Linked DNA regions of Homo sapiens: all the other regions are linked to region 1. A link is a contact called in ENCODE Hi-C or POLR2A ChIA-PET data. All regions are on one chromosome and are shown on one strand. Each heading gives the region's core, a stretch centred on a gene start or an enhancer-like site at or near the end of the contact. The rest is flanking DNA. Distances are from core to core; before and after follow the strand shown.

What was found. A loop is a pair of places that touch in the nucleus more often than their neighbours do. ChIA-PET counts read pairs that join two places held with the same protein, here RNA polymerase II (POLR2A). Pooled maps may share reads with other maps.
Region 2: a loop to region 1 is called in a map of CD4-positive, alpha-beta memory T cell, with 4 times the contacts of the local background. The contact joins two enhancer-like sites. A Hi-C loop is called at or near these places in 4 of 168 maps with a recorded cell type or tissue (CD4-positive, alpha-beta memory T cell, CD8-positive, alpha-beta T cell, sigmoid colon and 1 more), 3 of 37 single-sample maps with no recorded cell type and 10 of 50 pooled maps. POLR2A ChIA-PET finds 5 or more read pairs at or near these places in 1 of 52 experiments (MCF 10A).
Region 3: a map of naive thymus-derived CD4-positive, alpha-beta T cell shows a loop between it and region 1 (5-fold over the local background). The contact joins the promoter of PLAC8 here to the enhancer-like site in region 1. A Hi-C loop is called at or near these places in 1 of 168 maps with a recorded cell type or tissue (naive thymus-derived CD4-positive, alpha-beta T cell) and 6 of 50 pooled maps. POLR2A ChIA-PET finds 5 or more read pairs at or near these places in 1 of 52 experiments (A549).

The regions. Positions count from the first base shown.
Region 1 is chr4:82,460,902-82,464,613 of GRCh38, forward strand. It overlaps ENOPH1 (enolase-phosphatase 1), which reads left to right. Exons shown (of 6, transcript NM_021204.5): 6 at 1-276. Among named protein-coding and RNA genes, the nearest start is that of ENOPH1, 32 kb to the left of the region's middle. Within about 2 kb of position 1,655, at least 3 of the 41 ENCODE cell types and tissues checked have a DNase peak (open chromatin) inside an H3K27ac peak, as active enhancers do.
Region 2 is chr4:83,071,921-83,075,643 of GRCh38, forward strand. COPS4 (COP9 signalosome subunit 4) reads left to right here. Exons shown (of 10, transcript NM_016129.3): 10 at 3,377-3,723. The coding sequence ends at 3,510. Among named protein-coding and RNA genes, the nearest start is that of COPS4, 39 kb to the left of the region's middle. Within about 2 kb of position 2,256, at least 2 of the 41 ENCODE cell types and tissues checked have a DNase peak (open chromatin) inside an H3K27ac peak, as active enhancers do.
Region 3 is chr4:83,112,815-83,116,534 of GRCh38, forward strand. PLAC8 (placenta associated 8) reads right to left here and starts at 1,915. Exons shown (of 5, transcript NM_016619.3): 1 at 1,852-1,915.

The DNA.
Region 1 (3,712 bases), core at 405-2,904:
TTTACTATTTAAAAAGTTTTACTGAAATCAGTCCATAACATTAAGATGAGCCCTAATATGTAAGATTTTCCTCTGGAATGGATGTGAGAAATGTAAATTTTATAACAGCAGTATTTATCCTGGTTTAATTCTAATACGATGTCATGTTAATTTCATGTTGTGATTAATAAAAGCATTTTTTCTTCACTCAGTTTTATATAGGTTCCTGAACTCTATCCACATGCCGCCATAGCAAAAGAGAAACTGAAAAACAAGAATATTTAGCTCTTATCTTAATCGTGTATCATGTGTGTGTTTTAATGGAGTGCCGGTGGCAATTCATGGTTATTATTTGAGTTATGTATACATATAAGGTTACTATTCCATTTGGATAGTAAGCATTCAGGATATGAGTGGAGTTCCTTATATTTTTGAGAATCTTAACTTTGAGGTCTCTAAGGTAATGCTTGAAGGAGGGAGTTACTCTCCTAACTAATCAAGAAAAACTCACGAATCCTGGAGGAGCAATTTTAGAAATGCTTTGAATAAGGAAAAAGAAGTCTTAGAACTATGAGAGGACAGGGGATATAAAAGATTTTATGTTGATAATTTTGATCTAGTAGCCAATTAAGAAATCTAGGGTCTATGAAAATATATGAATAAAAAAGAAAGGAAATGAGTTTAGGTACATCTTAGAAATGGGAATAATTTGTAAATGATGATAAAACCACAAATAGTAATAAAAGGATGAACTTAATACCTTTTTTGGAAAGCTCATAGGCAGATGGCAGAAAGGGGTATATCTTAATGTTATTTAAGGAGTAGTTGGAAAATGAAGAAATGAGAAGATTAGGCACTAGGATCTAGATTAGAAAGGAATTGAATAAAAAGGAAGGCACACAGCATCTAGCCAGCAAAGGATTGAGGTGGAGAGGCATTTTACTACCCATGTACACTGAGTAAGGAGGACAGAAAATCAATAGATTTCAGGAATTAAGAGAAAATTGAAGTATCAGATTTATTTTGCAAAGTAAGGGAAAAACTAGTTGAATGGAATCGTTTTTAGATCCTAGGAAAACCATTCACAAATGATGGAGAAAGGTCGTAGGAAGAATTTGAAAGATAAAGTAGATTGGCAAGAGAGGAAAAATACCTATCTAAGAATGTAAGCAGTGATACACAATGTATACATGTATTGAAACACCACAGTGTACCCCATAAATATGCACAGTTATGCATCATTAAAAAACTTTTTTTAATGTGGATAATGAGCTAGAAGATGAAGTCAGATGAATTCATAGTCCTTATGAGGGGAAGGAAGGCAAAAAACCTCTGGAACTTCCAAAAAGAGGACAAAGGCCTCAGCCTCTTGTTTGCAGAGAATATGGAGGACAAAAGCGTCTTAAAGTTGTGGCTCTTTTTATTCCTGTTTATTAATCCAGATGTACCTCTGTTGTTCTCTTTCCTACAGTGGCGCTGATTTCTAATCTTGGGTCAAAGCCCAGGTTGGTTTTTTAGAAGAGAAGCCCTTAACAGAAGATTCTCTAATCTTATCAACATTTCTGGAGTAGCAGGACTTCTTTTTGGTCTGGAAAGCGGGTTTTAGTTGCTACGCAGAATGTCAAATGTGTAGTTGCACAAGGAAAGGTTGAAAGCCACTGGCTTATTGCCAGGGCAGATGCACGGCAGCCTTTCCCCAGCAGATGGTGCTGTTTCTCCAGACTTGATATGAAGTGTGAGGCTCCACCCCTCCTCCCCCCCTCCCCCAACCCCCGCCCCGTCGCCCGCCAAATACAGCAGATGGAGCTAAGAGAGAGAAAACTATATTTTGTTTATCCTTACAAGCCAAAAGCTTGATGTTGCAAGAGTTGGAGTAGTTTGGAAAAAATGGCAGTAATCCTGAATGAAATCCAACTATCTAATATTCCTTTTCCTCAATAAAAAATTAGTGATTTTTAGCCCCTTTTTCCAGCGGCAGTGTTAAAAAGGGATTGTTTTCAGGGCTTTTTTTATTCCCACGAGTACAAAGTTGAGTATAATATATTCCAAAAGTTTGTTAACCTACCACCTGTGCCCAGATGGCAAAGTGATATTATCCTCAACCTAATATTTAAGAATAACGTGGAGTTTTTACTAAAACACTTGGAGTAACTGACAGAAGTAAAATTTCTACCTTACAAATTCAACCCAAATTTATTCCTTAAATATTTATTAAGCATTTACCTTGCATCCCAGATCTGCTATGAGGGGACAAAGTTCCTCTCTACTCCCATTGTGCATACATTTTTCGAGAAGAGAAACAATGGTGACTAAGACAAGAAAAAATTAGATACTAGTAAGCGCTCTGCAGAGAACACAGGGTAGAATAACTTTACAGGAGGGGTGATGAGAAGGTGACATCTAATCTAAATGACATGGAAGACATGTAGGAAACTAGGAGAACTGGTGTTCCATGCAGATGGAACAGCATAGCACAGATCTAGGGCAAAGCTTGGCCTTTTTCAGGAATTGAGAGCCCAGTGGCTGGATACCATCAGAGAAGTGGGCTGAAGCCAGATGATAGTGCTTTGTACTCCAGTAAGAAGTTTGAATTGTATTCTAAGTATGGTAAAAAGCCCCTGGAGGACTTTGAGCAGAAGATAACCTGAGTGGTTTACATATTTAAGGAATTCTGTATGGAATGGAGAATGGTTTATAAGTGGGCATGACTGCATGCAGGAAGGTGAGTTAAGTATATCAGGGTTGAGTGCTGCAGGCAAAAATCACAAGGAGTTAGGTGTATACAACATCAGTGGAAGAACTGGGAGAAGAGTCAGGGCAACTACCACTGGACTGTGGAGTTAGAGGACACCTCACAGTGGTTAGCTCAGGAAGCCTGCTACCATTGCCACTGTAGCTCATGCCCACGACGCTGGCCAGACTCTGGAATGCCAGGCCCCATTGCTGCAACCTCTCCAAACAGAACACTTCCATCTCTTCTCCAATTAGGGGGTAAAATTGGCACTTGAGAGAGTCAATCTACTGGGTCTGAGAAGGCTGTTGTAGTAATGAAGGTAAGGGATGGTGGTGGCTTGCCTTAGGGTGGTAAAAGCAGAAATAGAAGTGGAAAGATTCAGAATAGGTTTTAGACATGACAGTGACCACTTATTGATTGATTGGATTTGAAAGGGTAACTCTTACATTTTTAGCTTAAGCAACTGGATAGATGATACTACTGGAAAAATAGCAGTGCTGCTGATAATAATGTAAAGCCAATGTAGATCCTGATGTCAACATGACCGAAGAGCAGTTGGATATAAGTCTAGAGTTCAGAATGCTGGCCTGGCTGGAGATCAGATTTGAGAGTTCACTGGCATAGAGATGCTATTAAAAGCCATGGGATGGGGTTGCTTAGGAAGAGTCTGTTGATAGAGAAGAGAGCCTAAACAGCCCGTAGGCTCCAACACTAGAGGTCAAGCCAAGCAAAGAAACCAGCAAAGGAGATGGGAAAGTATTGGGCACTGAGGAAGGAAAACCAGGAGAGTGGCAGGGGAGCCCATTAAAGAAGGAACTATTCAAATTTATCAATTGCTGCTAAGAATTCAGTTGAGAATAGCAGTGGCCCTGCAGTCTAAGTGGAGTGGTGGGAACAGAAGTAAGATTAAGTTGAGGAGGTCAGGAGGGCCTATGAGGTCTAGCTAAAGATTTATCCATTTTGTTGATCTTTTTAAAGAAGAACATTTGGTTTTGTTGA
Region 2 (3,723 bases), core at 1,006-3,505, 610 kb after region 1:
AGGATGGTCTTGATCTCATGACCTCGTGATCCGCCCGCCTCGGCCTCCCAAAGTGCTGGGATTACAGACGTGAGCTACCGCTCCTGGCTGCCTGGCTGATAATTTTAACTTTATCTGTAATATGTGTCACAAATATTTTTTTCCATTCTGTCAGGTTTTCTTTTTCTTTTTCTTTTTGAGATGGAGTTTCTTTCGCTCTTGTTGCCCAGGCTGGAGTGCGATGGCTCAATCTCGGTTGACCACAACCTCCACCTCCTGGGTCCAAGCGATTCTCCTGCCTCAGCCTCCCAAGTAGCTGGGACTACAGGCACGCACCACCACGCTCATGCACCACCATGCCCGGCTAATTTTGTATTTTTAGTAGAGACAGGGTTTCTCTATATTGGTCAGCCTGGTCTTGAACTCCCAACCTCAGGTGATCAGCCTGCCTCAGCCTCCCAAAGTGCTGGGATTACAGGCATGAGCCACTGCACTGCACCCGGCCGAATTCTGTCAGGTTTTCTTCTGGAAGACAATACATAACATAAACACATTTTTAAATTTTTTTGCACTCAAATAGGTCAATGTTTTATTTTATGGCTTTTGAATTTCCTGTATTGATTAGGAAAGACTCTTCTACCTTGGAATAAAACTAGTGTTTTCCTAAATTTTTCTAATATTATTTTACATTTAGGAATTTAATCCATCTACAGTTCATTTTTGTGGATAATTTTAGGTTATGGTCTAGTTGTTTTTTTCTAGGTGAATAGCCAATTATCCAAGTATCATTTATTAAATAAAACATCCTTTCTGATTAAATTGTGATCTTTGACATATCTGATTAGGTTCCACATATATGTTTGCATCTATTTCTGTACTCTGGTTCCACTGATCTGCAATAATATGGTAATAAACAAATTTATAATAAATTTTAGTATTGGTAAAGCAACTCCTGCTTCCCACTCCTTTTTTTTTGTTAAATTGAAATTCACATGGGCTGGGCACAGTGGCTTATGATTGTGACCCCAATGCTTTGGGAGGTTGAGGTGGAAGAATTGCTTGAGCTCAAGAGTTCAAGTCTAGCCTAGGCAACATAACGAGACCCCATTTCTACAGGATAAAAGAAAAAAAGAAGGAAATTCACCTAACAGAACAGTAGCCATTTTAAAGTAAACAATTCAATGGCCTGTAGTATATTTACAATGTTGTACAACCTCTATCTCTGTCTAGTTTCACGACATTTTCATCTTTCCAAAGGAAGCCCTTGCCCTTTAAGCAGTTACTCTCCATTCCTTCCTTCCCCCAGCTTCTGGCAACCACCAATCCATCTTCTGTCTCTGGATTTACCTAGTCTGGATAGTTCATATAAATGGAATCATACAATATGTGACATGTGACCTTTTGGCTGATTCCACTCAGCATAGTATCTTTAGGGTTCATCCATGTCATGGCAGGTAATCAGTGCTTCATTCATTTTTATAGCCGAATAGCATTTCATTGGATGTATATACCTCAATTCCACCACTGGTTTTCATTTTCAGAATTATCTTGGCCATTCTCAAACACCAATTTTTTTATGTTAACTTTAATAATTTTGGCCTGGTTAGAAAGCAAAATAGAAAAAAAAAGGGGGATTGTCTTTGGGATTTCTTTAAATTTATTTATTAAAGGAGAAGGATTGATATTTTTATGTTATTGTATATTTCCACCTGGGAATGTGATTTGTGTCTACTCAAGTTATCTTTTGCCCTTTATTAAGATTTTATAGGTTGCGGCTGGGCGTAGTGGCTCACGCCTGTAATCCCAGCACTTTGGGAGGCTGAGGCGGGCGGATCACGAGGTCAAGAGATTGAGACCATCCTGGCCAACCAACATGGTGAAACCCCGTCTCTACTAAAAATACAAAAATTAGCTGGGCGTAGTGGTGCATGCCTGTAGTCCCAGCTACTTGGGAGGCTGAAGCAGGAGAATCCCTTGAACCTGGGAGGTGGAGGTTGCAGTGAGCTGATATCGCGCCACTGCACTCCAGCCCAGATGACAGAGTGAGACTCCGTCTCAAAAAAAAAAAAAGATTTTATAGGTTGCTTTTTCACTAAATATGTGCCCTTTTTTGTAAATTTTGGTACTGTTTTGAATGGGACATTCCTCTCAATTTTTTATTTCTAACTATATAGTGTTGGTAAGAGAAAACCCTGGTGGATTCAAGATGACTTTTTTTGAGGGATTTAAATGGTATGATATTTATCCTTCAGTCAAGTACAGATTTGAATGTGTAAACAGACTTGCTTTCCCCAGTAGGTGGCAGTGTCTTAGGAATCTGCAAGCCTTGGTGATGAAAAGACAGCCTCAGTCTTTTTTTGTTGTGGTTGAGGTTGTTGGGTTAGTCGGTTTTATTTCGTTTTCACTAGTAGTAGTAATAACATGCATCTGTATGTATTTGTTTTATACCTTGTGCCAGTAATTTGGGTACTTTTGAAATGCTAGAAATTTAAAAAAAGAAAAAACACTTTTCTTAACTGCTGTTTAAATAGCTTAGTTTTATTAGCCAAGATTTTTTAGAGGTTTTTTTTTTTTTTTTTGGAGATGGAGTTTCACTCTTGTCGCCCAGGCTGGAGTGCAGTGGTACGATCTTGGCTCACTGCAACCTCTACCTCCTGGGTTCAAGTGATTCTCCTGTCTCAGCCTCCCGAGTAGCTGGTATTACAGGCGCCCGCCACCACGCCCGGCTAATTTTTGTATTTTTACTTTTCTTTTTTTTTTTTTAATTCTTTAATCTTTGTATTTTTAGTAGAGACACGGTTTTGCCATGTTGGCCGGGCTGGTCTCAAACTCCTGACCTCAGGTGATCTGCCTGCCTCGGCCTCCCAAAATGCTGGGGTTACAGGCGTGAGCCACCATGCCTGGCCTGAGTTTTAGACTTTTAAAAGCTAATAGAAGTATTGGCTGGACGCGGTGGCTCATGCCTGTAATCCCAGCACTTTGGCAGGCCAAGGCGGGTGGATCATGAGGTCAGGAGTTCAAGACCAGCCTGGCCAAGGTGGTGAAACCCCATCTCTACTAGAAATACAGAAATTAGTCACGGTGGCAGGTGCCTGTAATCTCAGCTGCTTGGGAGGCTGAGTCAGGAGAATCGCTTGAACTCAGGAGGTGGAGGTTGCAGTGAGCCGAGATCCTGCCACTGCAGTCTAGCCTGAGTGACAGAGCAAGACTCCATCTCAAAAAAGAAAAGTATTTATTGTTTTTATTTTTTTTGAATAGCTTTTTTCTGTTTTTTAGGTATTTAAAAGGAACATGCCTCTTCCAAGAATAGGCATGTAAAAAGTATATATCTTTTAACTCACAGTTGCTGTGAATACAAAGGAATAATTTTAATTTTGTACATTTTTTTTCCCCTTAGCACGAGAAGCCCTGCCAACGTGGGATAAGCAGATCCAATCACTTTGTTTCCAAGTGAATAACCTTTTGGAGAAAATTAGTCAAACAGCACCAGAATGGACAGCACAAGCCATGGAAGCCCAGATGGCTCAGTGAATCCTTGCAGAACTTCTGTGCACATGACATCTTTTTCCATGTTGTGCAGATCAGTTTCACTATCTCCAAAGCATTTGCATCATGACCTTATACATTTCAATCCCTTTTATGCTGGATTCCGTTTAAAGAAGACATTATTAGAGCAGGAAGTACAAGCATTTAAAATATGTAGTTCCCATATATTTCAGGGTCTCTGTGTATTAAGCTAACTCA
Region 3 (3,720 bases), core at 665-3,164, 650 kb after region 1:
ACAATTCTCTTTGCTTCAGCCATGAAGTCTTTAGCCTTAGCCATTCAAGGTAAAAGGTCAGCAATAAGTGGAGAGAAAACGTCCTTGAAAATCTAGAGTTCCTAGGACCTTAGGTACCAGCTTGTCTCCTTAGTTCAGTGGTCCTCAAAGCTTACTATTAGTAAAACCACTTGGACTGCTCTTTAACGTGTAGATTTCTAGACACTGCTCAGAGATTGTGACTTAGATAGAATGAGCTAGGGTTGAGGAATCTGTACAATGTAGAATTCTACACACTGTTCAGAGATTGTGGTTTAGATAGAATGAGCTAGGGTCTAAAAGTCTGTAACGTGCACCCGCAGGGCTGCTGCCCTTATGCCATAGGCTTTTGTCCTATGAACTAGAAAAACGTGGCCCTTCTCACAGACACGGCTTGGTGAGCACGTAGCTGCTTCGGTGAGAATTCGAAAAACGGTACACCTTCCTCCATGCGATGAAGCCCATGCTAGACCCTCTCGCATTCCCGGGAGCACATTCCAAACTAGCTCCTCTCCCTTCAGGTGCGGGCCTGTGCAGTATCCTGGGCACTTCACAAGATTCTAATGCCAGTGGCCTTGCAGAGCACATTTTGTAACCCACGACCAGTGGCCTTATTTTTCTTCTGTTACTAATAACTACAGATCCAATTTAATTCAGCAAATATTTTATTGAGTGCCAGGGTGTGTAAACGTGTTGGGCTGGATTTGGTAAGGGCTAAGGAGATGCCTGAGGTTTCCTATCTGTGGCCAGCAGTTCTGCCCGTTGTGGTGTGACCACACAGCTGTTTTGTTCCATGCCATCTTTAACCCCACAGGAGCAGAGAGAGTGATTAAAAAAAAGTTGGCAGGGGCCACCTTGGAAAATGCAGGAAAAATGGGGGCAGGAGGTAGTGAAATGGGAATCTTGGTGGGCAAGCTTTGGAGAATGAGACTAGAATACCTTTCTTTAGGAAGTTCTGTGGAATGGTCTCAATGTCAGGAAATCTTGCAGTATTTGGCTCATATTTTAAACACCTTAATTTTATCTATTAGTTAAGAATCAATCTTGTATTTGTCTCTCCTTTCTATGAGCACTTCACTCCTGAGGACAGCCCACTATCTTAATAAAATACATTAATATTAATATAATACATGATATTAATTATAGTAATATTAATACATATTATTAATATTGATTAATCCAGATACTAGACATATTATTGAGATTTTTCTCTTCTACTGTTTATTGATGTTAAATTTCATTTTTTTGCTTTGATTGAAACATTTCCATTTCATAATCTCTCCATCTCTCTTTATACATATAAATGAAGCACCAGAATTTAATTTTGAAGAATTCTAGTCTGTTTTTCTTACTTTCATAGTGAGAATTCAAGAATTCTTATAATTCATTAGCTAAATCTACAAAATTCCATATCTTGTTTCTAAATACTTTGAATGGATAAAATAGAATATTTGTAAAGCAGAAAGAAATTAGACCGGCATAAGTCAACATGCATACATATTGAAATAAAGAGTGAAATTAATGATCATGTTACTAAATACAATGTATAATATGTGTTTGCTGCAGAAAGCAGCAATTGATGAGGATTCAAGGCTGGGATCTTACACTACTTTGAAAAGCCTGGCATTTGGCAAAATGCTTAGCAAGAAATTGTTGAATTTGACTAAATGTATAAATTTAAAGCAATTAGATAAGAAAACCTTAGTCTTTTAGCTGAAACTCAAAATATAACATGCTAAGAAAAAAACAAGAAAATCAAATAACTTTTAAAGAAAGCTTTTTTTTTTTGAATGCTAAGTTTTTAAAACAAGTTCTTACTTGTAAAGTACTTACAATTAGTAAACAAGGTTCCGAGCAGGAAATGTCTTGTGGCCTGGGAGAGAATCTCACCACAAATGAAAACTACGTGAAAGGGGAGAGGTAACTGTGTTTCTATCGCAGGGCATAGTACATAGAACAGTTTCAGACGCTCTTATTGGCCAGAGTAATCCAGCAGAAGTGGTTTCAATGTGTGTTTCTCTTATCTGGAGAATGAATATATCTCTTGCCAAATAAGGTGTGTTTCTTTTCCTATATTGTGTTAGGTACACTGATACGTCTTTTTAATGGGGAAAGGATTTAATTCATTATATAGTTTGATTGGTTTTACATGTCTGGCAGAGCTTACTGTTGTTTTTTTGTGTTTGTTTTTTGTTATCTTTGTGGGGAAAAAAAAGATCATTATTGTTTCAGATTATATAGTAGTTGGCATCTCAAGCATCCTTTAATGGTATCAACTTACAGATACTGAACATTAAAATAGGCCAAGCATTATCAATGACTTGTTAATGACTTTGATAGTTAGGCCTTATTTTTTCAATTTTAGAGGTGAGGAAACAAGCTCAGATTCTTGAGCTGACTTTCAGAGGCCACATAGCTAACAAGTTACTCACCTAGGATTTTAGCTCATGTCAGCTCAGCTCCAAACTATGGCTCTTTTTACAATGTTGCATCCAATTTCTTTGTACCTTTTTAATTATTCTTCTTATTGGTGGTATTACTATTTCTTTCTTTTGAAATTTTTATTCATAGTCTTTGAATTTCTGATCCCATAGTTTAAACTATCAAAAGACAAAATTACAACAAATTTAGTTTAGAAGATGTAATTGCCTTTTATTTGCAATTCTAGAATCAAGCAACACATCATTCTATAAAATAGAATGAGTGTCCTGGTGAGTATGAAGAAAGCGGAAACAGAGAAAAAAAGATAGATTGGTTGTTTCAAAGTTACTTTCCTTATAGGACTAAAACAGAGAGGACTTCCTTACTACACTGACTGAGGTTGACTGAAATCTCCTGTTTTTTGGAAAACTGGTCCATTTCAAAGTTCAGTTTGATTATATGTCACTTAGCACAAGCGACTTCATTCTGGTTTGGTCTGATTTTCTGGGGCCTAGAGCAGGAGGCTAGTCCATAACAATGGCCTCTCATAAACTTTGTTTAACAAAACCTTTCAGAAATGAGGGTGGGCCGGCACAGTGGGAGGCCCAGGCGGAGGACTGCTTAAGGTCAGAGTTCAAGACAAGCCTGGCCAACACAGTGAGACCTTGTCTCTAAAAAAAAACAAAAACAAAAACAAAAAATTAAAAAATTAGCCAGACATGGTGGTAAGTGCCCGTAGGCTTGTAGTCCCCGCTACTTGGAAGGCTGAGGCAGGAGGATTGCCTGAGCCCAAGAATTTGAGGTTACAGTGAGCTGTGTTGTGTCACCACACTCCAGCCGGAGTGACAGCAAGACCGTGTCTCTAAAAAAAAAAAAAAATTAAGAAATGAGAGTGGCCAGCTTTCCTGTCATTCACTCTGAAGTTTTTGCGGATGGGAAATCTTTCCCACTAGAACAAGGCTATTGTGTGAGGTTGTACAGTGAGAATGTGTGGCATTATGGCAGACTCTAAGTGCTTAGAGTCCCTTTTCAGTCCCAATTCCTAGCTGCCATCTGCTAGCCACTTAACATTTCTATGCCTCAGGTTCCTTGTCAAATGAGCGTAATAATTGCACCTACCCCACAGGATTGTAGGGAAAATTCAAAAAATTAATACATGCAAAACATTTAAAACAGTGCCTAACACATAATCAATATTAGGGGAAACAAAGAAACAAAGAAATCTGAAGAAGGAGAAAGAAAAAGAGACATGTGGAATTCCAGATAGCCTATTTTCTTCCA